Linked DNA regions of Mus musculus: region 1 is linked to region 2. Evidence: chromatin loops called from intact Hi-C (ENCODE). Cell type or tissue: heart. All regions are shown on one strand. Links, peaks and the distances in the headings refer to the core of each region. The heading gives the core; the rest is flanking DNA. Region 1 overlaps Afg1l (AFG1 like ATPase). Region 2 overlaps Snx3 (sorting nexin 3).

Evidence for each region. Peaks named below come from ENCODE experiments on the same cell type or tissue, not always from the same donor. Only the 100,000 strongest peaks of a DNase experiment are listed, where the experiment ranks them.
Region 1: a loop joins it to region 2, with 2.5 times the contacts of the local background. A loop is called at or near these places in 2 of 42 quality-filtered maps.

The regions. Positions count from the first base shown.
Region 1 is chr10:42,327,492-42,335,824 of GRCm38, forward strand. All of the region lies in intron 10 of Afg1l (AFG1 like ATPase), which reads right to left. Among named protein-coding and RNA genes, the nearest start is that of Foxo3, 55 kb to the left of the region's middle. In heart, for the core only: a CTCF peak has its summit at 276 (motif pointing right); no DNase peak of the experiment used is centred there.
Region 2 is chr10:42,528,279-42,536,611 of GRCm38, forward strand. Snx3 (sorting nexin 3) reads left to right here. Exons shown (of 4, transcript NM_017472.4): 3 at 4,871-4,995; 4 at 6,375-7,091. The coding sequence ends at 6,480. Among named protein-coding and RNA genes, the nearest start is that of Snx3, 30 kb to the left of the region's middle. In heart, for the core only: no CTCF peak of the experiment used is centred there; no DNase peak of the experiment used is centred there; H3K27ac peaks cover 2,069 bases.

The sequences.
Region 1 (8,333 bases), core at 15-8,014, 200 kb before region 2:
CTTTTTTCACACAGAAAAATATTTTATCAGCTGGCTAACCATTTTTATGAATGTCTCACACAGAGGGTGATAGTATTTGACTGCACAGAAGGTGACAAATTGTATAGCCAACACTGAAATGTTTCCATTTGTCCCCTGTTCATTTTGAAGTGGAATACGGTTAGCCAGACATCTATAGGACAGCGGTGAAAGAACCGGCATCACCATGTCTCTGCTCAAATGATAAGTCAGCGCCTGCAGGGTAGCATGGCCACTTACAGAGGGGAGCCTCCTGATCTTCCTCAGCAGAGGGCAGCATTTGCTGTGTCTGCGAGAAGGAAGGCCAGCACTGTAAATGTGTCTGGTTCTGGGATCTTTCCAGAAATTTGGGAGATTATTCACGGGCTGCAAGATCAGGTTCTGGCCCCACCAGCAAAGGGTTTGCACAGGTAAGTCAACGTGTGGGTAGCTGGGGTACAAGACGGAGAAAATGCTTTAATAATGAACTTATGTTAAATCTCAGGAATGTCTGAACATGGCAAAGCTGTGTAGTGCAGAGGTCTCCTTCCGTGTGTTTTGTTTGCAGCTAGATGGTTTGGGTTTTTGCTGTTGCTTGGTTTTGGTTCTCCTTTGAGGGGGGTACACTGGGGACAAACTGATTCCTCTTGGGCTCGGATGTCAGAAAAGCGCAACTAGTCCTGGAAACAAAGTGCACGTCTCTGTGAGTTATCATCCTCCCTCCCATTCTTCTGCTCTCCACGTCATCAAAGTACTGGGTAAAGGCGCCCATTCATCTGAGCAAGGCTAAGTGCCTCGCCACACTGCTGAGAATGCAAAGGCCAAACCCTTCAAAGCACGAACAACACTGTGAAGAGAATAACTCACTCCATCTTCTTGCCTAGAAGACAACCTTGACTTATCTGCCCAAATTTTATCAAAAGACAAACATTCAAGGAAACCCTGAACACCTTAGCCTACCCAGTTCTAAAACCTAAAATCTTTTCTGGTTTGAGCGATGTTCAGGGATGCAAACTCGTGGGACGCGGCTTTGACCTCAAAGCTCTAGCTTTGTGAGGGATTTTTCTAGATTAAGTTAACTGAGGTGGAAAAGCCTACCAGGACGAGAACAGTGCTACCCCATGGCTGGGGTCCTGGATTGAATAGGCAGGAAGCCCCAGAACCTGCCTATCTCTGCCTCTTTCCTGCTGGGGCCACAGGCGTATGCCACCAAGCCTGGCTTTTTGACATGAGCGCTTAGGAGCAAACTCAGCTTCCTTGCATGGCAAGCACTCTACTGAGCCACCACATCCTACCCATGCTTTCTTTTTGCTGTTGTTGTTGTTGTTGTTGTTGTTGAGACCATCTAGTGAGGCTCTGTGTAGGCCTGGTGGATTTGAAACTCACTCTGCAGACCAGAGATCACAGGATCCTTCTACATCTGCTTAAGAGCTGGGGTTGCAGGCCTATGCCACGATGCCGGCCTATCAGCAATTTTCCTGTCTTTTTAAATCTGGTATTAAGTATGTTTTCTAAAGGATTAGGTCTATAATTGTGTGTGTGTGTGTGTGTGTGCACATCTGTATGGGCACACATCTGTTGGAGTGCATGTACATGCACATATGTGGAGGTCAGAGACTGATTCTGGCTGTCTTCTTTCTACTCTGTTTATTGAAGTAGAGTCTCCTGATGGACCTGGAGCTCTGACTGAGCTAGTCTAGATAGCTAGCTTGTCTCAGGGTTTCCATGCCTCCATCGCCACAATGCACTACCCACTAGTTCTTATGCAGGTAACAGAATCAGAATCCAGACTCTTGTCTACACACATGGCAAGAAACTTTATCATCTGAGACATTAGAAAGGGACTCTAGGCCCTAGGTTGAGAGTATTTTAAGGTTTATTTTTAAATGCATTTTAAGTGCATTAAGGTTTATTTTATATGCATGTTCAGGAGTGGGGTTTGTAGGGCATGCATGTAAGTGCAGTTGTCCTTGTAAGCCAAAAAGGGTGTCAAATCCCCTGAAGTGGGAGAGGGGTGCTTATTAGCTGCCAGGTGTGGGTGCTTGGAATTGAACTCCAGTCCTGAGTGACAGCATCGTGGCTAAGTGCCACGCCATCTCTCTAGTGCCAGGTCTAGAATTATTGTTTAAAATTTCCATTTGTTTCTTTTTTTATATTTTCAATTTCTCACCTAAGATTTCTTATTTCTTCACTCATTGCTACTAGTATATTTTCCTTTACATTTGAGCACACATATAATGCCCACCTTTTTGAGACAACTCTAGTTAGCCTAACACCTGCTGTGTAGACCAGGCTGGTCTTGAACTCACAAAAATCTGTTTGCCTCAAGCTACTTTGCAAACATTGTCTAGAGCTGGTGAGATGGCTTAAAGGGTAAAGACACCTACCACCAAGCCCAACAGCTGGGTTCAATTTCTGGGAACCCGTGTGGTAAAAACAGAAGGCTCACTCCATTGCCCTCTGGTCTCCACACACAGCATGCCATGCAGCCACCGCCTCCCCACTAATAAATAAGTGTAATTTTCAAAATATCATCTGTAATTCTGACATTTGTATCATCTCAGGGTAAGTCTCTGCTGGTTACCGTCTGTCTCAGTCAGGGTTTCTATTGACCAAGGCAACTCTTATAAAGGACAACATTTAGTTAGGGCTGGCTTACAGGTTCAGAGGTTTAGTCCTTTATCATGGCAGTAAGCATGGCAACATCCAGGCAGGCACAGTGCTGGAGGAGCAGAGAGTTCTATATCTTGTTCCTTATACAAACAGGAAAAGATTGTCTCATGGGCAGCTAGGAGGAGGGTCTCCAAGCCCAACCCCACAGTGATACACTTCCTCCAAAAAGGCCACACCTACTTCAACAAGGCCACACCTCCTAATAATGCCATTCCCTGGGCCAAACATATTCAAACCACCACACGGTCTCTTTCAAAAATGGGTCACTTTCTGGCACCTGCCTACACCTAGTGATTTTGGGTTGCATGGCATTTTGGGATTATTATATATACTGATTTATTTCAATGCTTCTACTTTACCAGATAATTAACTCAGGTGGTCTCAGGCTTGAAGCTCTGTCTTTTTTTTTTTTTTTTTTTCTTTTTAACTAAAAGAGCTGATGATTTTATTTTCACATTTCACAATATAAGTGAAAGCCACACTTTTTTGTATTACTTCTCCAAAAATATTCTGTTAGGAAGGGAAGTTTCCTTTTCATGTATCTAGTAAACACTCAGGCTCAGCATCAAGATCTCCTGGTGAAACCGAACAAGAAATACAAAACGGTCAAGAGCGCTTCTGCTCTTATCTGTCTGGCTGAGTCATGCCAGGCTGTGTGGGTACCATCATAGGACAGGCGGGAGGTCTCATCATGGGAAGCCAGGGCATCATGGGCATGTGGCCTCCCATGGGTGGTTGCATCCCAGGAGCAGGTCCCACAGGCATCATCCCAGGAGGAGGGGGCCCATCACTGGCATCATGAGAGGGTCTCCCATGTGGGATGCAGGCATCATGCCAGGCCAAGGAGGACTCAGGAGACTGGGGAGCAGTGGAATCATGGCCCCTGCAGGTGGAGGAGCAGAGAACGGAGCGGAGGGATCTTCCCTTGTTGAAATGCAGCCGTTGTCTTGTCAATTAGGCTCTGGGCCTGATCTTCCATCCCTTTCTGGTGATAGTCTGTCACATTCTCTTTGGGTTTCCAACCACTGCAGTGTGTCTTCCTCACAGATGGAGAGTCGTGGGTAAGATAAGTTTCACAGTAGTCACAATAAAACTTGGGCATGTTGCTCCACAACATGGCTAGCCGGGCTTGAAGTTCTGTCTTCTGTGGGACAGCACTGAAACCTCTGTCCAAACGCTTGCCTTTCCTTTGCTATGTATGCAGTCCACAGGCTAGGCTGAGATTTAAGCATTGTCTGTAAAAAGATTTTCCAGGCTATTTCTTTGTGACTTTTTTTTTTTTTTTCTAGATTTTTGGCTGCTGTGATACCCGCTTGCTCCACTGTGGCTCCTCAGACCACAGCCTGGCTGGATTCTACTGAATTTTAGGTAACTATAAGAGACTGTGATAAACTCAGCCTATCAATGCTGCACCCCAGTTTCTCCATGCGTTTGACTGGACATGCCATTAGGTCAGTAGTTCTTAAGATTTTTGTCCAGGATTTACAATGTGGTTAGCAAGCAGGCTGGTTAAATAGAAGCTATCCCAGCAGTATGGAAGGGCTACAGCCTCCTGGCTCTAGCATCCTCTGAATCAACTCCGTCATTTCCAGCTCTGTCCCCTTAGCAATGTGAGACCTAGGAGGCAGAAGTCACAGAAGTCTTCTAGGCTGAGCACCTCCCCTCGATCCCGCCCACCTTTCACTTTCATACTCAACTCGGCATCTCTCAAGGCTGAGCTCCTCCATCATCCTCAGCTTCTGCTCCCGCATATCCTGTGGTGCTACGCTTAGTCTGCTCTTCTCAGTGTGCCGACATACACACTCATCAACTTCTCTCTTCTGGAACTAAGACTGTAAGAATGGAGACTGACTCTTCTACTCAGGGGCCTACCCCCTCGATGGGCCTGGAACTGAGCCAGCCTTCCTTACATCAGATACTTGCTGATGGTTATGGAAAGGGTCAGACACTCTAAGAAAGGCAGGTTTCTGCCCATTAGCTTGCATAGACAGCATAAACGATATTGACTGTGGTGAATGCTGCAGCCCCATCTTCCTGGAAGAGAGGCCACCAGAGGAGGTGGCCCTTTTGCTCGGCCTCATGGAAATGCTGGTGAGAGCTGCTGCCCTTTTCCAACTGCACAGCTTCACACACCTTCCCAAAACGCTTGGGTTCTGTAGGGGCCAGAGGTGGTGGGTGACTCTAATTTGCGGGAGTCAGCTCTCTCCTAGCACAGGGATCCCAGGAACTGATCTCAGGTCACTAGGCTTGGCAGAAAAGAGCTTCTACCCACTGAGCCAGCTCATGGGCCCTGAAGGGAACTACTAGATTTCATCCAATACAATTTTATCCTTGAGACAAAGTGAGCTCTTCTCCCCTGAGAGCCACGAGGAATCCCTGGGGGCCTCCACTGTACAGGGACTGGACTGGCTTTTAAATCAGTCAAAAATAGCAGAACATTAAGTGTCCTGCTAGGAAAGGAAACAGATCTTTGTTAGTTAGTTTGTTTGTTTGTTGTTGCTCGAAGAGTCTACAGCAAAGCTAGAGAGATAACTCTCAGTGGCTTAGAACACTGGCTGCTCTTTCAGAGGACCTGGGTTCAATTCCTAGCACCCACACATGGCTCACAACCATCAGTAATTCCAGTTCCAAGATATCTGAAACCCTCTTCTGGACCCCAGGGGCACCAGGCATGTATGCAGGCAAAACATTCATACACATAAGAGAAATGTAAAAACATTTAAGTCCACAGTCATAAACAATAGACACAAAGGTACCATTCTTGATCAGGCTTGAAAACAGACAAAGAGTCTTGCCTAAGGGTTCGCCCTCCAACGGAAATGTCCCCGTAGAGAGAACTATGTGTCTCTTAAGCCAGTTCTCCTTTCTTCTTTCTGACTCCTTCCCAAGTCTCCTTTCATCATGGACACCATCACTATGACTCCATGCCCAAAGAGTTTTCACATTTCTAATCCAGTATCTCTTTCATGATCATCTCTCCAAAAGTCTTCCCTTCTTTATCCTTCTAAAATAGTACAACAGATACAATGTGTCAACAAGCTGCCACCTAACACTGATTTTCTTGGAAGACATAAATCAGCAACAATTAGAGAACAAACCACAACGTTACAGAAAATTATTTTCTCCTTTATGTCCACAATTTCAAAATAATGACATAAGCTCAGGTACTGGGGGATGTGTGCATTCCTATGTGTACTTTTTAAATCAGACTATGGTCTGCACCGATTGTGAGAATTTATTCCAAACCCCTTTGCATTCTAAAAGCACACACGGGTGGCATTTATACCTGACTGTGCCCTCCATTCCTCTCTGCGGGATGAAGTACATCCCTACAGTGAAGCCACAGGACAAGTGGAGGCCGTGGTTACAGAAGATGTATGCTGGCAAACAAGCAAGAGAGACGCAAAAGGTGCCTTCTGACACCACAACTGTGCCTCCTACAGAGCTAACCAGGGTTACAGCAGGAAGGACTGAGAACAAAACACAGCACTGGATTCATACTCCCATAAAAACCAGACCAATTTTCCACTAAGGTCTTTATCATCGATATCACTTGAGGCCTCTGCTTTAGGGAGGGTGGCTAGCTGCTCTCTTCAGAACCTGGCTTTGTCAAGAGTCAGCATAGGTAAGAAAAGAATTCCTTAAGAATGGTCCTGATGCTGGGAAGAGAAAGGGCCATAGCGATTCCTGGACTGACTCAGCCTGCTAATAAACGGCCCCATCCTGATGCTAATCACCACGGGGGCATCCAAAGACAACCAGCAGCAATCTTGGCCAAATGGCACAGATAAAAGCCATTCATCCTTTAGCATTTCCTGACACTGTGCCAAGACAGGACACAAACCCAGAAGCAGTTCCCAACCAGTAGTTTCAATAGGAATAAAACCAAATAAAGCATGAGGTGGAAGGAGGGTTCCAGTCAAGAATTCTCTGGAAGATCCTATTTGGTAAGACTTGTAGCTTAACAGTATATAAGCTAGTATGATTTGAGACCAATGAAGGCCAATACACGACTCTGATTCTGACAGACATCTATTCCTTGAGCACCAAGGACAAGCGAGTGAGTGTGTGGGTGGGAGAGGGAGAGGGAGAGGGAGAGGGAGAGGGAGAGGGAGAGGGAGAGGGAGAGGGAGAGGGAGAGGGAGAGGGAGAGGGAGAGGGAGAGGGAGAGGGAGAGGGAGAGGGAGAGGGAGAGGGGGAGAGAAAGAACAGGACAGTGACGGCGAGTACCCACCAACCGCATGCTTATGCATTGACGGACATATTTTCTGCCCAGACTTTCCATAAACACACCTGGCCACCTGTCATTTTAAAACCACAAATAATGAAGTGCTCTTGCAAACAGTTACCTGTGAACACAGTTATTAGTTGAGGAACCAATTTTCTGCAGGTGTAAAAATTACATTTCTCCAAAGAAAAATTCAGGAATAGCCAGTTTACTCATTAAGCCTTTAGAATTCAGCTTTGGTTTGCTTTCTCTGAAAATGATTCTTTCCTTTCTGGGTCACAAGAGTTTAACTGCAATGCGAGTGGCTCCTGGGTGCTGTGTCCCAGGCCATCGATTCTCTAAAGAACCAAAGCACCCGGGAGCTTTGATGCCCGTGGATTCTCTCCCCTAAACCTTTGTTATTAATATATCAGAAACTCAAACTGAGAAAAACTTAAATTATATAACCAATGGAATCTATAATGGTCAAAAATTATTAAACTCATAACACTTAAAAACTAGTTGTATTTTCCGAAATAAAAATAATTTCATGATAAGAGTGGTGCTGTTTTACATTTGAGAAAAAAAAAAAGCTCTTTAATGTTTGGCTCACTAGAAAATGGCTAATTCTCATGTGTTTCCACATTCGCTCCACTGTAATCGAGCAGTGTTCATGAGGGAACCTCGACATGGGAGCAGATGTAAACACTCCGAACTCTGACCTCACGTCTTTTTCTCTCTCCCTCTTCTCTCCTTCCTTTCTTTCCTGCTTTCTGAGACAACATCTCCCCGCAGCCCAGGCTGACCTCAAACTCACTGTGTAGTCACTGGCTCTCCAATAACCCCCATTACCAGGGTCAACTATGCTGCCTGCGTGAGATGTAGGATCTGCCTATTTAAATTTTTTAAAGAAGATGACAAGAGGTAGATTTTAAAATGATAATTGTACAGTAGAATGGGAAACTACTTCTGCTGTGTGTGTGTGCATGTGTGTTTGTACACGTGTGTGTGTGTATTTAAAATCACATTTATTTATATGTGTCACATGTATGTGTAGAGGTCAGAGGTCAACTTGCTGGAGTTGGTTCTCTCTTTCCACTCTGGGGCTGTGTGAAAGTGAATCAGGCCACAGGCTGGTGGCTAAGTGTTGAACCATCGTAGTCACCCCCTGTCCTCAGCTTGAGCAAGATTCCACTACGCAGCCCAGGCTGACCTCAAATCCCCAACCCTTCCGCTTCAGCCTCTCAATGCCGAGATTACAGGTACATCCCACCGTACCCAGCTTATAGTTTTTGGATTGTTATTTTCTATTAGCCTTTCTGCATTTTTCTTCTGTCGTGTGTGATTTTACAACAGTATGCATTGGTTATTAGGAAATGTTGCTTCAATAAACTAGACCTTCCAAATGTGAAATGTTCAATTATACAATTACCAAAACATTCAGGTAGACATGGTA
Region 2 (8,333 bases), core at 222-8,221:
CTCTTATTATCTTTCTTCATTTGCCATCTTAGGAATGAAACCCAGGGACTCACGCGTTAGAAGAATGCCCATCCACAAAGATAGGTACCGATCTCTAGCGATTCATCATTCGATAGATGCTTAGGTTGCTACTGTTCTTGACTAACCACCTACGATTATGTTGCTGAATTACATAACTTAAGATTTTGTTATTACATTTGGGTATGTGCATGTGTGCCTGCAGTCATGAGTGTCACAGCCAGGACAGCTCTCAGGAGTGAGTTCTCTTTTTACACTGGAGGTAATCAAATGAGGCTTGGCAGACGTGCCTTTACCCCCTGATCCATCTTGCCAGCCCATAACTACGCCTGCTCTCTTTTGAAAGTTGAAAGCTGCCCAGACTAGCATCCAACTCACCTTGTAGCCCAGCCAGGTTTGTCTTTCAGCTCCCGTGCCATTGTACCGTATGTGCAGCATTTCATTCTCCTTCCTGCCCTCAGTGTGAGCAACCCACGGCTCTCCGGTGCTGCTTATCACTCTTAGCCGTGTTGGTCGCGTAGGGAGTGAGTGGATCACTGGGCTTTTGGTGTCCATTTGGTGGCCAGTGTTGCTGCTGACCTTTTTTTCATTTACTCCTTGAGTCTGTGCTCTTTGGAGAAAAGTGGACTGAGATATTTTGTCTGTTTAGTTGGGCTGCCTTTTTATTATGTTGTACTGTCTAAAGTGTAAAACAGTAACTCCAGGTTCCTTACCATCTATCTATCTGCTCTGCAGTCTTTGTGGGCCATTCTACTTTGTACTCATGGACTATGCAAGCATCTTGGGAGTCCAGCCTGTTTGGAAATCTTACTCACATCATTTCGAAGAGCAACATACGTGGGTCCTTCTGTTATTTGTTTTTCTCGAAGGCCTATGCTAGAAACTGACATTCAATATCTGTCATCATGGTTTGATTCTTTAGCTTTCAACAGTATATTTAGCAGACATCTTCCTTTTAACCCACATACAGAAACAAATACAAGAAGTGTTAGTGTTCTAGACAGGGTCTCACACAGTCTAGACTGCCCTCAAACTCCGTGTAACCAAAGATAACCTTGAGGTCTTTTCCTCCTGCTTCTACATGTTGAAATTACGAGTGTGCCCTACTACTCCTGGCTGCAGATTGATAAAAAGAATTCTGATTAACTTTGAATATATGCAGCAGTCAGTAGAGTGCTTGCCTCTGATGCACAGAGCCCTGAGTTCAGATCCCTGCACTACACAAACCCAGCGTGATGGCACCTGCAGGTAGTCCCAGTAGGGGGGCCAGAAGCATAAGGTCATCCTTAGCCACGGAATGATTGAGGCCATCTGAGCTGAAGTAAAGGCATTCTAATTAAATCTTTTCGTTCTACTTAAAGATTGTTGGCTATGACGCTGCTGAGATAGATGCTCAGCAGATAAAGGCACTTGCCTGATGACCTGAGCTCACACAAGGGAAGCAAAGATCTGACTCCTGTGAGTCATCCACACGCGCACCTTTAGGAGTGTGCACATACATGTGCTACACACTTAAGCACACACATGCACAAATAAGTCAGCAAATGTAGCAACGTTTTCTTAATTTATTTGATGCTTAAGAGGATCTTTGCTAGATAAGCCATTCATGACTTCTATAGGTATCTGGCCTGCTAATTATAAGGTCCATTCTACTTACTATTTTGAACATTGTTAGGAAGAATATATATCTACAGGAAACAAAAATGTCTACGTGGTGACCAAAGCTTATAATCCCAGGTGGAAGCAGGGTTGGGGGAGTGGTCATAAACTCAAGGATAGCCTGGGCTACATGAAACCTTGAAAATACAGCACAGCATCTTACGCATCTTTCTCTTGAATTAAAGGTGATTCTTTAGTACACTGCTCTATTGTTTTTGGTTGGGGTGGGCTATTTTGTTGTGATCTTACATTTTATTTGTATGCCAGGGAAGGCCCAAGTCTGAGAAATGGAGCTGCAGAGTTGTGAGCTGCCATTTGCCTTCTGGGAGTTAAACCTGGGTCCTCTGTAGGAGCAGCCAGTGCTCCGTGCTTTTACCTGCTGAGCATATCTCCACCTTTTTTGATTTTTCTGAGACAGGGTTTCTCTGTGTAGTCTTGACTGTCCTGAAACTCACTATGTAGACCAGGCTGGCCTCAAACGACAGAGACCTGGACTGACTCTGTCTCCCTAGTGCTGGGGTTAAAGGTGTGTGTCACCCCCACCCCCCCCACACACACACACCTCCCAGCCTTTTTTTTTCCTTAATAGACCATTTTGTATGTGTATCTTCCCTCCATGTAGGCGCTGTTAGAACTGTGGGACAGGGTCCTTTCTCTGTGCAGGTTTTAACACTTAATTTGACACATTGACAATGTGGGAAAGAGATGTGTTGGTTCTAACAGAGACTTCTGGAAGTAAGTCCTTTAAATCATCGAAGAGCAGATCTAGGAAGGAAGGGATTGCAGAGTGTGTCTTGAGCATCTGCTCGGTTTCCTGTTCATTTCCTTGCTGCTGTTTTCTGTTGCCCCCCTCTTGTCTGTGTGCAGTTGATCTGGTCCTTCCATTTTTAACTTCAGTGAGTTACTAGTTTAGGGTAAATTTGTAAAGAAACAGAGCCTGCGGCAGAGCACATGTCTACAATGCTGTCGTCACTCCAGAGCCAGAGGCAGGGAGCATAAGTTCCCAGAGCTGCACAGGAAGGACCCGACTAAAAGGACCAGGGTCATAGAGCTGAGCTCCTGGTCTGGGGCTGCAGCTCCTTAGGTGGGGTGCTGCTTAGGGTTACAGCCCCTAGAACCATGGCAACAGTTGTATTTTGGTAGTGTTTGTTTTAAGACCGGGTCCCATGCTAACCTCAATCCCCCTGTTGTCGCTGAGGCTGGCCTTGAGTTCTTGATTTTCTACATCAGTTTCCTTGCTTGCCTAACATTGGCAAGGCCCTGGGTGAAGGAGGAAGCACAGCTCGGGTGTGAGACTCCAGGATGGACAAAGGAACTGAATTGTGTAGGTAGGTAGGTGCTGGCTAGAGGAACCAAATGTCTTAGAAAGTCCCAGAAGGGAAAGCTGAGTCCGTGAGTCCATTCAGTGGGAAGGACTGGGGACTTCTGAGAGTGGGAAAGAAGAAATGATAGTTTTTGGAGAAAGAGTAGAAAAGGAAGTTTGGGGGAAAGTTGATGGCTTGTGAGAAGATGGCCACAGTGCCTAGGATGGGATCCTTCACACGCAAGTGAGAACGGGCAGCCCTCCTTGGGTGAAGGGATTCTTGACAACAGCTACACTGTACAGAAAGAACATTGTGTTCTTTAGCTGGGGCTTGAGTTTGGTCAGCGCTGAAGCATCATCTTTCCCACGGAGTATTAGATGTGTTGAGAGGCTCAGGAACCTTTGTCTCAGTCCCAAATGACAGGATGTTGTTGTCTTTGTATAGTTGTTTGATAAATTCAAGAAGAAACCTGTGGACACCACCTTGAAGAGCCTTGGTCTTCTTGGACTTCTCCACATCCACAGCTGGCCATCTGGCTCCAGAGCCATGCCTTTTTTGTTTGTTCCTTTGTTCCTTTGATTTGGTTTTTACAGTGCTGAGAATTAAACCTGGGCCTCACTCTTGCTAGGCAAGAACTCTAACACTGAACTATACTCTGCCTTCTGTGTTTTCTTTTCAGTTGTGTATTTAAACAAGTTTGTAGGTAAAATGGCTGTCCTTGTGAGGGTATTTTTTGTCTCCTGACTTTGTGTTGTGCCTTATACTTTTTTTTTCATTTTTAAACAATTTGTATATATTTTAGCTATTTGATCTGCATTTAATGATATCTTGTATTTGTATGAAATATTTTATTTGAACATAAAATTTACTGATAATTATTAGAATTGTTTGACTCGTGGGTATGTATTTAGTCAATGAAACTTCATGCTTATATATAATTTTCATATACAAATATCCAGTATTAAATAAGCAGTGCACAAAATTTTTCTTGACAAATGGATTTTCAGAGCTACTCTTCAGCCAAGCTTGCCTTTTTTTTTTAATTAGGTATTTTCCTCGTTTACATTTTCAATGCTATCCCAAAGGTCCCCCATACCTACTCCCCCAGTCCCTTACCCACCCACTCCCCCTTTTTGGCCCTGGCGTTCCCCTGTACTGGGGCATCTAAAGTTGGCAAGTCCAATGGGCCTCTCTTTCCAGTGATGGCCGACTAGGCCATCTTTTGATGCATATGCAGCTAGAGACAAGAGCTCCAGGGTACTGGTTAGTTCATATTGTTGTTCCACCTATAGGGTTGCAGTTCCCTTTAGCTCCTTGGGTAATTTCTCTAGCTCCTCCATTGGGGGCCCTGTGATCCATCCAATAGCTGACTGTGAGCATCCATTTCTGTATTTGCTAGGCCCCGGCATAGTCTCACAAGAGAGAGCTATATCTGGGTCCTTTCAGCAAAATTTTGCTAGTGTGTGCAGTGGTGTCAGCGTTTGGAAGCTGATTATGGGATGGATCCCTGCTACTTTTTTTTTTTTAAGAAAAGATCTCATTATGTAATCTTGGCTGGCCTGGAACTCACTGAGATCTGCCTGCCTTTGCTTCAAAGTGCTGGGACTAAAAGCATATACCACACTTGACGCTCGACATATACATGTTCTTACTACATTTTAGTGTGTGTGTGTGTGTGTGTGTGTGTGTGTGTGTGTGTATGCATGCACGCACGCGCACACACACGCACATGTGTGTAGCCACATGAGTGCCACACTGTATATTTGGAGGTCAAAGACAACTTGTGAGGCTTGGTCTCTTGTCCCACCTTGTGGACAGTTGTGCTCTGGTGGATGGGTGTGGCTCCTGGGCTGGCATCACCAGGACTCACTTTGTTCCTGTTGTTTTAGGTTGTAGTTCCCCCACTCCCTGGGAAAGCATTTTTGCGGCAGCTTCCTTTTAGAGGAGACGATGGAATATTTGATGACAATTTCATCGAGGAAAGGAAGCAAGGGCTGGAACAGTTCATAAACAAGTAAGTACCTCCACCCCTGTGGGGCAATGCCCGTGAGGTCAGCTTTTATTTATTCAGTATTTTATTTTGTGTGTTTGGATGTTTTGCCTGTATGTGTCCCATGCATGCTGGGAATCGAACCCAGGTCCTCTACAGGAGCAGCCAGTGCTCTAACTGCTGTACCATCTTCAGCCCTGACTACCTGTCATTTAAAGTTAATCTAAATCCATGCCGCCCTTCCTTTTAGCCACTTCCAGCCTTTCTGTCCAGTTTAAATGAACTGAAAGTACCCCATGTTGAATACCATGTGATAAATGCTGGTGCTCTTGAGTGGTTGAAGTGAAGATTGTGTGTTGACCTAAGTTTTATCTTTGTTGGTCTTGGATAATTTATGCAAATTACATTTAAAATTGCATCATTCAGAAAGTAGTTTTACTTGTGATTCTGATTTAAGGTATATTCTCATGTGAGTAATAAAATGTACATTATATTTGCAATCATTTTGTTTGATTGCAGGTAGCAGTATTATCAACGTGTTTTATGTAAAAGTACGTTAAAATTTTTTTCATGGCAAAATGTTCTTTTGGAAAATAGTAAGAAAGTTTATTTATGATCGTCATTTAGTAGCTGTTGATTGATAAGCTTAAACCAGTATTATTCCCACCTCCCTTCTCTCTCTTTCTCTCTTTCCTCCTATAAGAGATGTGGCCCAGCATTGAGGAAGCTAAGCAGAAATGTTACAAGGTCACACCTAGCTGGGGCTGCAGGGAGAAGGAGGGAAGGGGGTTGGGGAGTGAGGAGAGAGAGAAACAGACAGACAGACTGCCTGACTGTCTGAGCTCGGGCCCTGCTCGCTGTTGTCCCTGGGCCGGGCTGCAGCAGTCCTTTGAGACCGCAGCCTGACACAGGACCCGGTGTAATTATGTGCCAGCCTTGAGGTCTACCCAGTCAGCCAGGTCTTAGAGGAGGCAGCTGTGTTAGATACACATTCATTTTTACTAATAATTTGGTTTCTGTGAGAGGTGAACAAAAGCCTGTAACTTTGTTATCTACTCAGCACACAGCCTCTGTGTGTGCGCGTGCTTACGTGACGGATAGGAGATAATTCACAGAGTCCTTTCTTTGCTTCTACCATGTGAGGTCCTAAGGACCATACTCTCAGGTCATCAGACTTGGCCAAAAGCGCCCTTAACCTGCTGAGCATCTTACCACGTTCATGACCCAGAGGGAAAGACCATTGTTTGATAGCATAGCTTATGGGTTGTCCAGAGTAATGCTTGCATCTAATAAATAGTGCACATTTCCTAGCCTTAAAGTGTGTGTGTTTTGACCCCTCCCACCACCATCTTTAATAAACAATGGACTAAAAATTTTTTTTTTTTTTTTTTTTTTATTTCCAGGGTCGCTGGTCATCCTCTGGCCCAGAATGAACGTTGTCTTCACATGTTTTTACAGGATGAAATTATAGATAAAAGCTATACTCCATCTAAAATAAGACATGCCTGAGTTTGGTGAGAAGAAGCAAAACCCGAGACCATTAATGATTCATCCGCACCAATGAAGAAGTTGTAACTAACTAGCATGCTGCGCAGACACTGGCATAGCATGCCCTGGGTACACTAACACTCACCTGCTCCCTTTCGTTCCGCTTGTCTTGGCAGTTGACAAGACATTCGTTTGCTTTAGTGAAACTCCCTCGCTCCAGCCTCTCTAAGTAGCTCTTCCCGCTGTGTCCGTGTGCACACTGTAGCCCCACAGCCCCGTAGAACCTGCAGTGTCCTGACTAAAGCTGCCGACTTGCTCTCATTTGCAGTTTCTGTGTCATGTTTGCTTCTTGAATCTGATTGACTAGAATATTTCTCCCCCCTGCCCCTTGATGTGTGATGTCACCACCTGGTCCTAATTTATGTGCAGGAGCACGACACCACTTGTCTCCAGCGCCACACATCCGAGGTGTACTTTGTGTGCAGAATGTGTCTTCCTTCTGGCCTGTAATCCCCTTCCCATGAAAGATTAATGAGGGAAATCTTTATATTCTGTATAAAAACAAAATCAAATTTATATACTAAAATCATTTGTCTAAAATTTAAGTTGTTTTCAAATAAAAGTTGAAATGCATTCCTGTGTGCTCTGGTTGCACGGCCTCCAGAGCCTGGCGTCCGTGCTCTGTCCTGAAAGCCTCCCTTCCCGAGAGGGTTGTGTACTCACGCAGCACTTCATTCCCGGAACGCCATCCTCTTTAAAGGCAGTGGGATCAAGTCCACCTTACGCCACCCTTTGAACGGGGGCTTTAAACACTGGAAGGGTTTCCTTGGCTTCCTGCCTTGTTGGGGGGCTGCATGCTGACAAATGCTGTGTAGTCTCAAGTCACTCTGTCGAGGCCTTTAGTTAGCCAGTAGCACACTCCAACCTCAGCAGCTCTTCCCCAGGTAGAGAAGTGACTTGCTGGAACTTAGCCACCGTGTAGGAGTGGCAGGTGCCGGTTCTCTGTCATTTGGCTTGTACTGTTGGCACGCTGTGTCCTTTGAGGAGAGAAGAACGCAGCCTTGCAGCCTGATGATGTACATAAATCACAAGACCAGAAAATACATAGCTTCTTGCTTCATGACGTTTTGACCAGACTTAACGCACCTGGAATGAGGTTCATAGTTTGAAACAATTTGGGATTCTGCTGTGATTGGGTGTTAGATTCCAGGAAGAGCAACCCCAGAGCATCTTCTCTGGAAACATGGGAGTAACGAAGACTGATCTCAAAGTCAGGCTCTTACTGCCTCAGCCTCCCAAATGCTGAATCCCAGGCATGGGCCACCACACAAGCATGAGAGGAAACAAGCACAGGCTTGGGAGAGCCACAAGCAGTGAGGTCACGGCTGCAGAAAATGACCTCTTGTTGCTCAGAACAGTAGTTCAGAATTCCATAAATCCAGTTATCTGAATAACTACAAGATGTGAAAGCAGTCAGATGTGGTGAACACCTGTAATCCCTGCCTTCAGGAAGCAAAGGGAAAGAGGGCTATAGTGATAGCAAAACTCTGAAAAATGGGAAGAAGGGGGCGGTGTATATAAACAAGGCTGAAGATAGGGCTCAGCTGACAAAAAGCAGAGCTGAAATCCTGAGAACCTGTGTGAAGCCCAGGCAGCTATGTCACTACTGCACGTAGGAAGCTTCGGTCCCGTGTGAAATCCTCCCAGTGCATTTATGCGTGTTGGAAAGAAGTCAGAGACACCTGGCTTTGACTTTGGATCTCCACCTTTGCATGCACGTGATCTGGCAGTTCACAGCTGCCTGCAACTCCAGTTCCAGGCGGCCCAACGTCCTCTGCTGGCCTCCAAGGGCAGCTGCACTCATAGACACCTGA